Linked DNA regions of Homo sapiens: region 1 is linked to region 2. The links are chromatin loops, found by intact Hi-C in ENCODE. Cell type or tissue: PC-3. All regions are shown on one strand. Each heading gives the region's core, and the rest is flanking DNA. Links, peaks and the distances in the headings are about the cores only. Region 1 overlaps PRKCA (protein kinase C alpha). Region 2 has its middle 26 kb from the start of PRKCA.

Region 1 (8,330 bases), core at 184-8,183, 73 kb after region 2:
TTTTGCAAACTAAATACCCTTTCCCCCGCACCCTCTATTGCTGGATTTTCTTAGGAACTCTTATACCTTATCTTGCTTTGGAAATAGCAAAATACACAGGATTACAGAATTGTTATCAATTCACACATTTGAGATTTATATGTTACCACCATTACTTCCTACACCAGTTTTCTAGCTACTTTTGTGTGTGTGTGTGTGTATTTAAATTGTGATTGAATTAGAAAACCTTGTTAGGAAGTTGAATTTCTGAAGCAATCATTTATGTTCAGCCTGTGTAACTAATGGACAATTATCTTTCAGTTTCCTCTGGAATCTTGCTTTAATGACTTTCAGAGTAGTGTTTATATATGCCATCACTTGCCTAATTAGTTTTATAAGGAAATCCGTGTCATCCCGGGTCATCCTGCCAATAGAGGCAGCTTCCAGTTCTCTTGAGCCTCCCGAGGGATGCATTCCCTTCACAAAGTGCTGGAAGCTGGCTTTCCTGGAGCTCCAGGGTCAGGGACCATTTTCCTTTTTTTATCATGGAAATGAAAAAGTCAGTGTCAGGGAGGTGGCTGACTGTACGACAGTCCTGATTATTGACTTATTTCTCTTACCTTAAAACTTGAGTTATTTCATCGTAAAATTGCAGGCAGGAAAAATATATAGAAGCAGTAGCCTTCAGATTGAGGATGAAGAAATCTCTCTGAACTTCAAGGAAATTTGGAAATGAGCAAAAATTTTGAAAACATTTGAAAATGGAATTTATAGCCCTAATAAAAAATGCAGTTAGGTGTATCAACATTTTGATTCCTAGACCAAGCACAGTGCCTGGCATATAATAGATGGCTAATTAATTTCATTGAACGAATACCTAAGTAGATGATGGATGAATGCCACTGGAACATAATGTCCATGAGGGCAGTGTTGCTGATATTTCTAGCATCATCTGGAAGGTGCTCAGTAACTACATTCTGAGTGAATGACTGAGTGCCAGTAAAAGATAAGCTATTGCGTTATCTTTTTTTGCTTTTTTTTTTTTTTTGAGATGGAGTTTCACTCTGTCACTCAAGCTGGAGTGCGCACGTGGCACTATCTCAGCTCACTGCAACTTCCACCTCCTGGGTTCAGGCGATTCTCCTGCCTCAACCTCTCGAGTAGCTGGGACTACAGGCACGTGCCACCACGCCTGGCTAATTTTTTTGTGTTTTTAGTAGAGACAGGGTTTCACCGTGTTAGCTAGGATGGTCTCGATCTCCTGACCTAGTGATCTGCCCACCTTGGCCTCCCAAAGTGCTAAGATTACAGGCCTGAGCCACCACGCCCTGCTGAGATATCTTTTTTAAATTAAAAAAAAAAAATTAGAGACAGAGTCTTGCTATATTGCCCGGGATGGACTTTTGAACTCTTGGGCTCAAGCTTCTTGCTTCAGCCTCCCAAGTGGTTGGTTTTACAGGTTTGCGCCACTGTGCCTGGCTGTTGGGTGGATTTTAGTATGAAAACTACAGATCCTAAGAGATGATCCCTGGGCATATCAACAAAGTATATGTTTTAAAAAGCCAAGCTTATTAGAAATATTATGTCCTATGATACTGGAAATCCATTTTTATTTGAAAATATTAAATAGAGTTGACATGTTGAATTTTTTAGTATAGATTAAGGCACTAGTTCTTAGGATGGCTTTTGGTGCAGTGACTCACGCTTGTAATCCCAGCACTTTGGGAGGCCGAGGCAAGCAGATCACTTGAGGTCAGGAGTTCGAGACCAGCCCTGGCCAACATGGTTAAACCCCATCTCTACTAAAAATACAAAAAATTAGCTGGGCGTGGTGGCTCACACCTGTAATCCCAGCTACTCCAGAGGCTGAGGCAGGAGAATCACTTGAACGCGGGAGGCGGAGGTTGCAGGGAGCCAAGATCATGCCACTGCACTCCAGCCTGGGTGACAGAGCAAGACTCCATCTAAAAAAAAAAAAAAAATTATTGGGGACTCTAAAGAGTTTTATTTACATAGATTTTATCTACTGATATTGGTCATATTAGAAATTTAAGATGAGAGATTTTAAAGATTTATTAATTGATTTAAAATAGTAATAGTAATCCCTTTATACAGTTACACAAACTACATAATTTTATGAAAAAGGACATTTTCCCTAACAAAAAAAATTTAGTGGGAAGAGTGGTGTTTTACATCCCTCTTCTGTCTGACTTAAATAAAACATAGTTGGACTCTCAGCTGCTTCTGCTTCAATCTGTTGTGATATGTTTTGGTTGAAGTGTATGTCTAACACATATATGTAATTGAAAAAAGGAGGGAATATTTTAATAGCTTTTTCACGTAACTGGAGATATTCTTTGATACTTTTGATAGTGGTCGTTGGCAAGTAAGTTTCTCAAAGGTTGGTTGCAAGGTAGAGAATGAAACCGTGTCTGTGTTTCATATTGGTCCATCTTATGTGTTGAATGGCTCTTTTATGTGTTGGTGTGACCGCATTCTTTAGTTTGGAAAACACTATTTCATTGAGTTCTGCAGGTTCTTCTAAATGTTGACACATTTCATTATTCAACATCAAAAAAGTCACAATTATTAGTATCACCATCAGTCTCATCAAAGAGCCTTTAAGTATTATTAGGAAGCCGTCAAGCTGACGGTAGATGCACATTTTCTAAGATTGTGTTTTTCACTTGGAAAACTTTATTGTATTTCAAAAAAGTATCTGCCAAATATCCAAGTCTAAGCAACCATATTGTAGTTGTTCTTTTGAGTCAAAGTGGTGTTTCATGGAGAGAGTGGCTGCTCAGCTCAAGACAGCCCTCATCCCTGGAGTGTAGCCAAATGCTTTATGTGTCAGAATATTTACTCAGAATTCTGAACCTTTTTTTTTTTTTTTTTTTGAGACAAAGTCTTGCTCTGTGCCCAGGCTGGAGTGCAGTGGCCCAGTCTTAGCTCACTGCAACCTCCACCTCCTGGGTTCAAGCGATTCTACTGCCTCAGACTTATGAGTAGCTGGGATTACAGGCACACGCCACCACGCCCGGCTAATTTTTATAGTTTTAGTAGAGATGGGGTTTCACCATGTTTGCCAGGCTGGTCTCCAACTCCTGGCCTCATGTGATCCACCTGCCTTGGCCTCGTAAAGTGCTGTGATTATAGGTGTGAGCCACCATGCCTGGCCCAGAATCAATAATTGTTAATGCTTCATCGAGACTTTCTTAAATGAAACTGGCATAAAAGACAACAAAAAGCCCCTGGGATTTCATGGTGGGAAGAACATAATTCCTGCTAGTACCGCCTGGCACTGTCACCTTGACTCAGGCTAAGGTTCCTGCTGTCACACCACCATTGCTCTTGCACCATCAGTGCAAACGTCAACACAAGGAAAAAGGCAAATAGTGGCTCAGTATTATCATTAAAGTGGTTTGATCATGAGGACCCTTAAGGGTTTGTGGAGCATACTTTGAGGCACACTTTGATTTAAGAGGTTAGAAACATCACATTAAAATTCATACTAATAAAGTGAAATTGTGCCAATTGCCCAAAACAGTGCATCAATCCAAAACTCTTATTTGTCTTGGAGAAATGCATTCAAAACATAGTCAACACCACTATCTCATTTTGTCTCTGTGTTGTGTTAAGATGGGTTTGCATACTTTCAGCCTCTTAGAGCAGGCAGTTGGAACATTATCCAGCAGCAGGTTGAACAGCAGAGGGGGAGGGCAGCTGGAAGTTAGGCTAATCTAACAAATGAGTCATCCACATGTGGATAATGGAGTTGTAAAATTACTCTCAGCTTTAGTCAGCAGCAACCAAACTATACGGTTAAAAATTACAGGTCTCCAAAATAGAGACTTCCTGAGAACTTTTAGTATAGCATTTAACTGAGAATGTATCAAGGGTTTGGTTGAGGATTTTTTCATAAAACCTTTCTGTTCTGGAAGGCAAGTTTGTTATTAAGAGCTTCAGTAATTTCTCTTACGAAGTGTTCAAAATGCACCAGAACCTGAACACAATGTGAGCAGCTGAGTGTTCATCTTAGCTGCGTCCATCAAGTGAACGGTTTGCTCTCTTCCTGTCCATAATTTGAGAGTCAGCCTAATGGTGAGTGGACAGTCATCTAATAAAATATTTCATACCTGTGGCAGCAGGTATAAAGCAAATAGTTTATTTTTGCTTTCCATGTAAAGTTTGGCAGTAAAGTTTTTGTCTTGAGATTTTTGTTTTATAAGAGAAATTAAAATTCCTTCTGGGCTTTTGCTGTTCTCCCCTGAGGATGAATATGCTGCCTGCCTACCCTGCTACCCCCCGCATTTGGCAAGGTTGCACATGTCTTAGGGATGGAAAACCAGTAGCCAACACTAAACCAGGCCTGCTGTGTAGACCTGGCTTGGTGAGTATGGAGCTGTTCCGCAGTAGAGGTTTGCAAAGAAACCATCACACCCTTGTTTCCTCTCTCCTTCTGGCTTTTCATTTTTCTTCTGGCCTTTTGCATGGAAGAAATAAGTCATCCCTTTTGAACAGTTTGGGTATGGAGTGTTTGCCCATGCGGTAGACTCTGGCAGGACAGAGAGGGTTTTCCCGGGCCTTTAGTTGTCCAGGTCCTGTATTCTCACATCTCCTCTGGGCTGCTGACTGCGCACAAACACAAAATTCATTCCTCCAATAGAACAGTGTTTGGCCTGGCTCCCAAAAACTGCTCTCCTCACTTGCACGGCTTTGATTGAGTGTTAGGTGTCTCTTTGGCTGCCTCCAGTGTCTCTTATTTTTAGGGCCTTCGTTAATGTCTTCTGTGTGTGAAACATGAAAATGGAGCCATGGCTGCTGGAATTGGAAACTTAGGGTTTTTAGGCCACCATTCCCTTATCACATGGCGTTATCAGGTTATTTAGTTACAGAGGTTAAAAAAAAAGTCCACCCTAGGAGCCGGCGTGTGTGGGGAAAGGAGAGAGGGGGCAGCTGAGCACCTAATGGGCAGTGAAAAAAGATATTGTAACTAAAGCTCGGGCTAGTGTCCTCAGAGCGATGGCCTTTCAGGTGCTGGCAGGGGTCTGCTTACAGCTCAGCCTGGTTACAAATGAGGGGATAAATTGGTGGTAACAGTGCCTTTTTATTTTTTTCCTTTTTCCTTTGGAAACTGGCTTTTCACATGTTGGAAAACGAGCTTGGATGCTCGGTGTAGGTAACAGGCAATTCTGATCTGAGAGGAAGGGCTCAGGAAAGGTGTGACCAAATGAGCCGTCTGAGTGGTCAGTCCTGCCCGGGGCTCACCCAGGCAGGGAGCTGGGGTCTTTCATGTGGGTGTCCGTGGACCCACAGGAGACAGGGAGGGATTGATTACAGGGGAGACCACTTCTGTTTCCCTTTCCTAAAGGAAACAGAAAATGGAAATAAAAATCTAAAATTATGTTATTTTCCATTTTTGGAATTCTGTTCATTTGTGTTTGGGGCCAGTTTTATTATTTTTTTTAATCTTTTTTGAGACAGGATCTTACTCTCTCACCCAGGCTGCAGTGCAGTGGCACCGTCGTGGCTCACTGCACCCTTGACCTCCCAGGCTTAAGCGATCCTCCCACCTCAGCCTCCCAAGTAGCTGGGACTATAGGTGCACACAACCACACCTGGCTAATTTTTTTTTCCCCTTGGTAGAGATGGGGTTTTGCTGTGTTGCCCAGGCTGGCCTTGAACTCCTGGGCTCAAGCAATCTGCTTGCCTTGGCCTCCCAAACTGCTGGGATTACAGACGTGAGGCACCGTGACTAGCCTGGGACCAGTTTTTGACGGTCCCTAGCCTTCCATGAGCATTCGTGTGCAAATGCACAGTCCAGAGGCATGTTTAGTTGACTCTGGTTTCCTCCCTCCCTTTCAATGTGTGGAACTCGCAGCGTTCTTTCTCTGCATTGCTGCGATCTGCCACACTTCTCGTTTTATCATGGACTGCAGTACAATGTAATTGTCTGTGTGCCAGTTTCCTCTGTCTTACTAAAGTGTGAATGTTTGATGGAAGAAACTCTGAGTGGACAGGGTCTGTCATAATCACCCCAGTATTCCCCATCGTGTGGTGCTGAGCTTGGTATGTAGTGGGGAGTGGGTATGCAGTGAATGTGGAATGGGTGGATGCTTGAATGAGTACAGCCGAATTTCCTGGCCAGGAAAACCATGAAGTGTTAGCACTGTTCTGATTTTACTTCCTCCTTCAGGCTATGGGCGCGTGCCAACTGACAGGGCAGGGACTGCCATGGCTAGTGGCTATTACCTAAACTCCAGCCCAGTTTTGGTGCCCCCGTTTCTGAGTCCTGAGCAAGTGTTCCTGGCATTGTGTTGGTTCCTATGGTATGTGTTTTAGTCTGTGAGACTCTTTCCTCAGTTTGAAGATCTGAAAGTAAAATGTTTCACCCAAGGTTTTTAGATTCGAGAGCTCATCCCGTAGGCCAGGGAGAGTGAGTACTAATACCCTATATGTGGCTGTGTTTAGAAAGGGCTATTGGGAAACATAAAAAATAGATTTTGACATTGGAAACAAATACATTTTAGTATGTGCTGCTAAAGAAATGTGTGCTATAAGCTATTCTCCTGGGGTTATAAATCATTAAATATTAACTTTTTAAACGATTAAACATGTGACTATATCTTATTGGTTACAAATAATAAATGCCTACTCAAACCAGCGTAAACCATAAAAGTAGAATTTGTATAAGGATTCACAGGGTGGTTTATGGGGAGAAGGGCAGGAAATGCTGCCAGGCTACAAGGGAGTCTGGAACCAGGACTAGGGCAATACCAGGAGCCAAGGCACTGCTCTTTCACCCCGAGAACCCTGGGACTCACCCGTGCTTCTCTCCCAGTATCAGATTCGTTCTCTGTGGCAGTGGTTGGGCTTCCTCCACTTCCCTGCTCTTAGGGTCTAAACTGGCAGTGTCACGTCGTGAGCATACCTCTGCCTTCAAGTTCAAATGCAGACAGACACAAGTCTCTGTTTAAATTCCTGAGGAAGAATTTGGTTGGCCCAATGTGGTCAGCTGTCTACCCAAGTCCAATGAACTCTGCTCATGGGAATGGGGCTGGGGAATAAATGTGGCTTAGAGGGCTGACGTGAGATCCCAGAGTCTGGAAGCTATTTCAAGGTTCTGGAAATAGTCTAGTAGGGCTACAAAACTCAGAGCAAGCCATAGGGTCCGGACAGTACCCTATTTCCTTTATTTCTAATTATTTTCTGCTCTGCCTTTTGAGGGAACTCATCAGTGTCTTCCTGAGGCCTGGAGGCTTTTCTGTGATCATGAAATGTACTATCTGAGGCCTGGAGGCTTTTCTGTGACCATGAAATGAACTATCAAGAGCAGGGCATGGGCTCTGCAGACAGCCCAGGAGTTCTCTGCTGCAGGGCTAAGTGATAATTCTGCTGAGGCGGTTGACATTCTTCTGGTTAGCTTTAGGGCAGATGAAAGGGAAAGAATATCAGGAGAAAAAAGAGCATCTTGAATTTGTGGTGTTTTTTGAGGTTTTTTTTTTTTTTTTTTTTTTTTGAGATGGAGTCTCTCTCTGTTGCCAGGCTGGAGTGCAGTGGCGCAATCTCAGCTCACTGCAACCTCCGTCTCCTGGGTTCAAGTGATTCTCCTGCCTCAGCCTCCCGAGTAGCTGGGACTACAGGTGCGTGCCACCACACTCAGCTAATTTTTGTATTTTTGGTAGAGACGGGGTTTCACCATGTTGACCAGGCTGGTCTTGAACTCCTGACCTTGTGATCCGCCCGCCTCTACCTTCCAAAGTGCTGGGATTACAGGAATGAGCCACCGTGCCCGGCCTGAGTTGTATTATTTTAGGGTTTGGGGAGGAGGGAAGTGGCGAAGAATGGTATATGAAGGGTGTTCTTGATTTTTCAGAGATGAAATAATTTTATCCAGCCATTTATATTTCTATGTATTTCTTCGGTATCTGTTTTTAATATCCTGTTAGACGTTTTAGTCTGTCAAGAGTTATTGCTAATTGTCAACCAACTACCTGGTTGCAATGAAGATAGGTTCTTTTTATGCCATGCACTCCAGAGATCTACTACACAGCTGGGTGGCTATGATTTGCATTAAACTAATAAAGTCCCCTGGTTAAAGGGGTATGTCCTAGATTTAACATTTGAAATCCTTTCCATTAAGTGCAGCACAAGCAGATCTTTCTGCACATTTTGGTGAAGCTTAACCATTTTTGATGACTCATTTTGATCCTAATCTTTAATTTTTCTGATTGCTTTTGGTAACCTTCTATTTGGGCTGTGTGCCGAATTTTATGATAGGTATCCTTTAGACGGCAGATATAATCAGGTGATTTGATTCAGAAAAGGAGTTTGCTTTCCCTTCCGACTTC
Region 2 (8,330 bases), core at 88-8,087:
CCAGGCACGGTGGCTCATGCCTGTAAACCCAGCACTTTGGGAGGCCAAGGGAGGCAGATCACTTGAAGTCAGGAGTTCGAGACCAGCCTGGCCAACATGGTGAAACCCCGTCTCTAATAAAAATACAAAAAAATTAACCAGGCATGGTGGTAGGCACCTATAATCCCAGCTACTCAGGAGGCTGAGGCAGGAGAATTGCTTGCACCCAGGAGGCGGAGGTTGCAGTGAGCCGAGTTTGTGCCACTGTACTCCAGCCTGGATGACGGAGTGAGAACCTGCCTCAAAAAAAAAAAAAAAAAAAAAAAAAACAAAAAGATATGAAAGTGCATAAGAGTTCAGGCCTGTTCGTGTTCCTGTTCTTCACGTGTCAGAGGCAAGAAGCATGAGGCCTCTTCACCTTCCATAAAGGGAGATGGCGCCCACTGCACAAGGTGTCTGATGTAAACTAAGAAAAACCAAATAACAACAGCAACCAAAAAAAGGTGAAAGTCACAAGGTGATCCCAACGGGTGGAGGAAGAGGACTAGCATGTTAGATGCATATGATGCTAACAGGGGCCCTGTATGCATTATTCTGTTTAATTCCCACAACAGCCCGGAGAGGTTGATAATTTGCCTGGGGTTATCCCAGAAGTGAAGGAGCCCAGATCAGCAGCCAGGTTCCTCCGATTCCAGTGGCTGTCCTCTGTCACCTCTCCCCACCCTCTGGTCAGTGCTCTTCACAGCAAACTGGTAATTTCCTAACTGCCTTTAAGTGAAAGTATCTTTTTGGCTCCACATTCTACTGCAAAGGAAGCCAGATGCTATTTTTCAGTCCTGTGAACTTTCCATTTCTGGCAGGTGGCTGGCTCTCCTTTTCCCTGGATAGAATGTAATTTCCATTTGCTTTCCAGCAATCTTATTGATTGAACATGCTTCCAAATTTTTTCATCTTTGACACGTTTCTTACAATGTAATTTTACAGGGCAGGAATCATCCTTGTTGAAGAGGAGAGTCCAAGACGGGGCGGCATTCTTGTGTAATGAGTTGCTTTAGCTTTTTCTTTTTTTCTTTTTCTTTTTTTTTTTTTTTTGGCTAAAACTAAGAATGTGTCAGTGGCAAACACTAAAAATCCACCCCCATTTACTTCTTGTGGCTGTTCCTGAGGGATGTCAGTGATAAAGTCACCCAACTTACAAACTTTACAGTGAGTCACTCATCCCATTAAAGGCCCTTGAGATGTACGATAACAGCAAAAAAAAACCCCACCTTTCCAGAAGGATATCATAACAATTAGAAAATCAGTCATGATGGCAGTGAACCTCAATGTTCTGATCCACAAAATAAGGCTTTGGTGAAGAATAAATGAAATTACATTTGTGAAAATTTTGCAGTGTGAGCTTTTATTACTCGTATCTTTACAAAGAACATAATAGATACTGCTACATTTTTGCAAAGCAAGCTGACATCTGGAGTATGAAACAATCATTAATAATTATCTGTGCTGGTCAGGCATGGTGGATCAAGGTTGTAATCCCAGCACCTTGGGAGGCCAAGGCAGGGGGATTGCTTGAGGCCAGGAGTTTGAGACCAGCCTGGCCAACATAGTGAGACTCCATTTATATAAAAAAATTAAAAATCAGCCAGGTGTTGTGCCACACACCTAAATTCCTAGCTACACTGGAGGTTAAGACAGGAGGGTTGCTTGAGCCCAGTAATTCAAGGCTATAGTGAGCTATGATTATGCCACTGCACTCTAGCCTGGGAGACAGAGATAGAGCCTGTCTCTCAAAACAAAACGAAAACAAAACAACAACAACAAAAAGCTGGGCACAGTGGCTCATGCCTGCAACCCCAGCACCTTGAGAGGCCAAGGCAGAAGGACTGCTTGAGTCCAGGAGTTCTAGACCAGCTGGACAATGTACCAAGACCCCCATCTCTTTAAAAAGTGTAGCTGGGCCTGGGTGGTACATAACTGTAGTCCCAGCTACTCAAGAGGCTGAGGTGGCAGGATCCCTTGTGCCCAGAAGTTGGAGGATGCAGTGAGCTGTGATAGCTACACACTCCAGCCTAGGTGACAGTGACAGAGCAAGATCCTGTGTCTAAACAAGAAAAAGAAACGGTATCTGTGCAAAAAAAAAAAAAGTATTCAAAAGTCTAAACCTTGTGTTAGAGACAGCCATTGCACAAACAAGAAGAAAGGGAATTCATTAGACCATGCATAAGTATCAGAAAGAGCCTGAATGTTTTTTTAAATCATTATTATTTACAATTTTTTTTTTTTTTTTTGAGACGGAGTCTTGCTCTGTCACCCAGGCTGGAGTGCAGTGACGCGATCTCGGCTCATTGCAAGCTCTGCCTCCCGGGTTCACGCCATTCTCCTGCCTCAGCCTCCCAAGCAGCTGGGACTACAGGTGCCCGTCACCGCGCCTGGCTAATTTTTTGTATTTTTAGTAGAGACGGGGTTTCACTGCATTAGCCAGGATGGTCTTGATCTCCTGACCTCGTGATCTGCCCGTCTCGGCCTCCCAAAGTGCTGGGATTACAGGCGTGAGCAACTGCGCCTGGCCTATTTACAAAAATTTTTTAGAGACAGAGTCTTGCTCCATCATCCGGCTGCAGCCTGGACTTCCTGGGCTCTGACAATCCTCCTACCTCAGCCTCCTGAGTAGTTAGTATTACAGGCATAGGCAACCATGCCCAGCTAATTATTTTTAAAGTGTTTTGTAGAGGCAGGGTCTCACTATGTTGCCCAGGCTGGCCTCAAATTCTAGACCTCACCTGGCATGGTGGCTCACGCCTGTAATCCCAACACTTTGGGAGGCCAAGGCAGGATTGCTTAAGCCTAGGAGTTCTCCAACTCCAGCATAGTGAGACCCCATCTCTACCAAAAATACAAAAATTAGCCTGACATGGTGGTGCATGCCTGTAATCCCAGCTACTGGGGAGGCTGAGGTGGGAGGCTTGCTCGAGCCTGGGAGGCAGAAGTTGCAGTGAGCCAAGATCGTACCACTGCACTCCAGCCTGGGTGACAGAGTGAGACTCTGTCTCAAAAATAAAATAAATAAAAACAGGCCAGGCATGGTGGCTCACACCTGTAATCCTAGAACTTTGGGAGGCTGAGGTGGGCGGATTGCCTGAGCTCAGGAGTTCGAGACCAGCCCGGGCAACGTGGTGAAACCCTGTCTCTACTAAAATACAAAAAAAAAAAAAAAAAATTAGCCAGGCATGTTGGCATGTGCCCGTAATCCCAGCTACTTGGGAGGCTGAGGCAGGAGAATTGTGTCAACCCAGGAAGTGGAGGTTGCAGTGAGCTGAGATTGTGCCACTGCACTCCAGTCTGGGCGGCGGAGCAAGACTCCATCTCCAAAAAATAATAATAATAATAGTAAATAAAATAAAAATAATAAAAATAAGAAATAAATATATCACCTCGTTAGTCCTTACAACAAAGCCAATAGCCTTTGTTCACATAAGTGGAATCCCACTCTCATTTCATAGCTAAGAAAACTGAGGCTCAGAAGAGAATAGGATTTACCCAAAGTCTCAGGAATTCATCTGAGCCCTATGGACCACCCCACAGCAGTGCAGATTATCTTTGCAAGGTATTACGTGCCTAAGACAGTCTTTCCAGTAGATGACTCAGTGAGCTGGCACCACTTGCAGACTAGCCAGTAGAGTGACCACAGTGTATCAGGAAGATGTGTCACTGAGAAAACAAAACCAGCAAGGATTGTGTGATGCCACAGTGACTCACTGTGCCCAAGGTCCCCCACTCTAACTAGGAGTATTCCCCAGTGGCCTTTATACAACTTGCTGATCTTTTCCTACTTGGCTCGTCTACTCGCCGCACAATCATTCCCATGCAGCCCCACCCCACCCCAGTCCCACCCGTCCTCCTGATGGGGCCTGCTTCTCATCCTCCGCTGAGGTGTCAGATTGACTTCCAGAGGCTTCTGCAGAGCACTTCTCACTCCAATCTCCTCCAATTCTCTAAGCACAAGCAGGAACCTGGGCATTTCCAGCTGCTCAAGCTAAGAGGTCCCCCTTCCAGCCTGGCTCGTGCTGGTGCTTAGGTGGGGCTCCTGTCCCTATCCCCTACAGCTCTGTTGTCTCTCGATATGTCACTCTTTGCACCAGAAAGAACAACCAAGGATCATTCTCAATGCTTCACACAGAAACCCTCTTCTCCCAAATGAATTTCCCGTTCCCTTTCTCAGGGACCCCCAAAGGTATAGCTGCAGCCTCCCAGAACACTTATTCTACAGGAGGCTGCTTAGACCACAGCTGTATTCGGGAAAAGGAAATTTCATTAGGATGTAATGATCTCAGGCCTCCAAAGCCCTGGCTGGCTGGAAAAAGGAGGCTACAGTCAGGATCCTGTCCAAGCCGCCAGAAGAAGTGGCTGATGGCTTTCTAGGCTGCCTCTCTCTGTGCATAATCCTGCTCATATCTCACTGGTCACAGCTGCAAAGGAGTTTAGGAGTGTAGTATCTTAGATGGGCACATATCCCTAGAAAAGCATTGCAAAGCAGAAGGGGAAAATGGAGTTGGGTAGACAACAAGTATTCTCAGAAGATAAGGGCATAGCTGGCAATCTGAACAGTGAGTGTTAAGGTTAGCCATTCCAATATCACACAGATAAGAAAAGGCCCTATGATTTGGCAACCAAGAGATTACTCATGGCCTTGGAAAAGACAAACCTAGCAGAACACTGGATTGGGAGTGGGGTTAAGCAATGAGTGGGGGTGAGGAAGTGGAGACATGGGACCCAGACTTTTCTACAGAGATGTTTCAGTAAAGAGAAATGAGGGCTGGGCGCAGTGGCTCATGCCTGTAATCCCAGAATTTTGGGAGGCCGAGACGGGCGGATCACAAGGCCAGGAGATCGAGACCATCCTGGCTAACATGGTGAAACCCCGTCTCTACTAAAAATACAAAAAATTAGCCAGGTGTGGTGGCGGGCGCTTGTAGTCCCAGCTACTCAGGAGGTTGAGGCAGGAGAATAGTGTGAACCCGGGAGGTGGAGCTTGCAGTGAGCTGACACAGTGCCACTGCACTCCAGCCTGGGCAACAGAGAAAGACTCCATCTCAAAAAAAAAAAAGAAAAAAAAAGAGAGAAATGAGAGACAGAGAAATAGACAGCTGTATTATAAAAATATACACATAATTCCTAACCTTTATTTTGACTGCTTCTTTTCCTCTCCCCAACTCAATCTTGGCAACAGTTACTAATAGCAAAATTGACTGACCTGAGTTCCAGCTTCTCTCTGTTCTTCTTCCCAGGGAAGGTGCTAATGAGGAATGAAATGGCCAAAGGCTGAACTGCGGGAGGGAGAAGTGAAGCTCTGGAACATGCAGCAGCTGAGCGTGGAGCACTGAGGATTTTCTCCATGACAAAAAGGAGTTTTATCATGGCCAGGTGTGGTGGCTTATGCCTGTAATCCCAGCACTTTGGAAGGCTGAGGTGGTAGGATTGCTTGAGGCCAGGAGTTCAAGATCAGCCTGAGCAACATAGCAAGACCCCGTCTCTAAAAAATTAATAAATAAATAAAAAGATTAGCCGGGCATGGTGGCCTGTGCCTGTAGTCTCAGCTACTTGGGAGGCTGAGGTGAGAAGATGGCTTGAGCCCTGGAGGTTGAAATGCAGTAAGCAGTGATAGCACCACTGCGCTCCAGCCTGGGTGACAGAGTGAGACCTTTTTTTTTTTTCTTTCAGTGAAAGTACAGAGATTTATTGCAAAGGCAGAATTACACACTTAAGAAAGGGAAGTGCAAGTGCAATGGGGTTTGGAGTCCCTACATTTATGGGTTTATTGAATTAAGGGGTGGAATATTCATGAAGATTCCTGGAAAAAGATGGAAATTTATCAGAACTGCGGTGCAAACCTAATGCTAAGAAAAGTTCTAATCATAGAAGAACAAAACCCCTTGAGAATTAAAATGAATGAAAATCCATTTGCCTCTTTCATTACCCCTACAATAATAGGACTGCCCATAGTTATTTTAATTATCTTATTCCCAAATATTCTATTCCCATCATGTAGTCGCCTGATCAATAACTGGCTGGTTTCTGTACAACAGTGACTAATATTAAAACAGATAATAATAATAATGTATAACATCAAAGAATGAATCTATCTCTTTTTTTTTTGAGACAGAAAATCGCTCTGCTGCCAGGCTGGAATGCAATGCCTCTATCTTGGCCCACTACAATCTCCACCTCTCTGGTTCAAGCGATTCCCCTGCCTCAGCCTCCGGAGTAGCTGGGACTACAGGCGTGTGCCACCACATCTGGCTAATTTTTTGTATTTTAGTAGAGAAGGAGTTTCACTATGTTAGCCAGGATGGTCTCAATCTCCTCACCTCGTGATCCACCTGCCTCAGCCTCCTAAAATGCTGGGATTACAGGTGTGAGCCCATGCACACGGCCACTCTCTTAATTCTTGTGGCAAAGCATTTCTGAACAAGTGAGGGCTATCCTTAAAGCCCTGAGGCAGTACTATCCAGGTGTACTGCTGGGTAAAATTAGTTTCAGGATTAGTCCACCCAAAAGCAAACAAAAATTGAGAGTCAGAGTGTAAAAGGATACAAAATAAAGCATTATTGAAATCTAATATCGTGAATCAATTGGTGTCTCTGGTATTTGGGTAAATATGGCATAAGGATTTGACACTATAGGGCTGGGCGCAGTGGCTCACGCCTCTAAACCCAGCACTTTGGGAGGCCGAGGCATGTGGATCGCTTGAGGTCAGGAGTTCGAGATCAGCCTGGCCAACATGATGAAACCTCGTCTCTACTAAAAATACAAAAATTATCCAAGCATGGTGGTGCGTGCCTGTAGTCCCAGCTACTCCAGAGGCTGAGGCAGGAGAATTGCTTGAACCTGGGAGGCAGAGGTTGCAGTGAGCTGAGATTGCGCCACTGCACTCCAGAGCAAGACTCCGTCTCAAAAAAATAAATAAGTAATTAAAAAGGATTTGACACTATAGAATGTAAGGTAATTACAACCTCATTAATAGCTCCTAAGTCTTGAACTAGATGATTATTCTGCATTTGGTTTTTGGACAGGGACGGAAGGAGTATTACAAAGAGACTGACTGACATGGAACCAGGAGGCCCTGTTTTAAAAACTTCTCAATTAAAGGTTGGCGTCCTCACCTGGCTTCCGGTTTGAGGGCATATTGGCTCTTGCATGGGAAATTGTTTTTGTCTTTAAAGCGATGATCACGGCTGGGCGCAGTGGCTCAAGTCTGTAATCCCAGCACTTTGGGAGGCTGAGGCGGGCACATCACAAGATCAGGAGATCGAGACGATCCTGGCTAACATGGTGAAACCCGTCTCTACTAAAAATACAAAAAAAATTAGCCGGGCGTGGTGGCGGGCGCCTGTAGTCCCAGCTACTTGGGAGTCTGAGGCAGGAGAATGGCTTGAACCCGGGAGGCGGAGCTTGCAGTGAGCCGAGATCGCACCACTGCACTCCAGCCTGGGCGACAGAGCGAGACTCCGATCTCAAAAAAAAAAAAAAAAAAAAAAAAAAAGAGATGATCACAGGCTGAGCATGTATTGCTTTGCAAGGGGTTTCTTGGTCCCATACTTATGGGTCTACTTGAGACTTTATTTTATGGAGGATCTCCTGTTTTTCTGAGGCTGGTTTAGAAAATACAAGCATTGCCAAGAAGGAGGGCCTGATAAATGTAAAGTGGCTGCAAAGCTGGCTAGGAAGTCCTGTCTCAATAAAAGAGTAGGACATTCCAGCATAACTAGAAACCAGAGTTACCATATAGTTTTCTAGCCTGTAGCTTAGGGGTAAAGTGTTTTGATTTGGGGGTGCCATTGACACCCATGACAGTGCAGCTTTTGGAGAATAAGGGCCCAGAGTGGCAGTTCAGGACAGAGTGGCCACTGAGTCAATTAAGAAATTAATATTTGCCGGGCACAGTGGCTCACACCTGTAATCCCAGCACTTTGGGAAGCTGAGGCGGATGAATTGCTTGAGCCCAGGAGTTCAAGACCAGCCTGGGCAGCATGGTGAAACTCTGTCTCTACAAAAAAAAAAAAAAAAAAAAAAATACAAAAAACTAGCTAGGCATGATCAGGGCTGCCCATAGTCCCAGTTACTCGGAAGGCTGAGGTGGGAGGATTACTTGAGCCCAGAAGGTCAAGGCTGCAGTGAGCCCTGATCACGCCACTGCTCTCCAGCTTGGGTGACAGAGTGAGAACTTGTCTCAAAAAGAAAAGAAAAAGAAATTAATATTCTTGGCTGGGCGCGGTGGCTCACGCCTGTAAAGAAAAAATTTAATTTTCTTTTTTTTTAGGCAGAGTCTCACTCTGTCACCCAGGCTGGAGTGC

What was found. Peaks named below come from ENCODE experiments on the same cell type or tissue, not always from the same donor. Only the 100,000 strongest peaks of a DNase experiment are listed, where the experiment ranks them.
Region 1: a loop joins it to region 2, with 4 times the contacts of the local background. A loop is called at or near these places in 2 of 110 quality-filtered maps.

The regions. Positions count from the first base shown.
Region 1 is chr17:66,345,085-66,353,414 of GRCh38, forward strand. The region is part of intron 2 of PRKCA (protein kinase C alpha); the gene reads left to right. Among named protein-coding and RNA genes, the nearest start is that of PRKCA, 47 kb to the left of the region's middle. RefSeq lists enhancers at 847-1,141, 3,507-3,801 and a silencer at 847-1,141. In PC-3, for the core only: no CTCF peak of the experiment used is centred there; DNase peaks (open chromatin) are centred at 2,797 and 3,707; H3K4me3 peaks cover 1,708 bases; H3K27ac peaks cover 2,521 bases.
Region 2 is chr17:66,272,138-66,280,467 of GRCh38, forward strand. No RefSeq gene overlaps it. Among named protein-coding and RNA genes, the nearest start is that of PRKCA, 26 kb to the right of the region's middle. RefSeq lists a silencer at 4,394-4,688. In PC-3, for the core only: no CTCF peak of the experiment used is centred there; DNase peaks (open chromatin) are centred at 1,134 and 3,624; H3K4me3 peaks cover 1,504 bases; H3K27ac peaks cover 5,084 bases.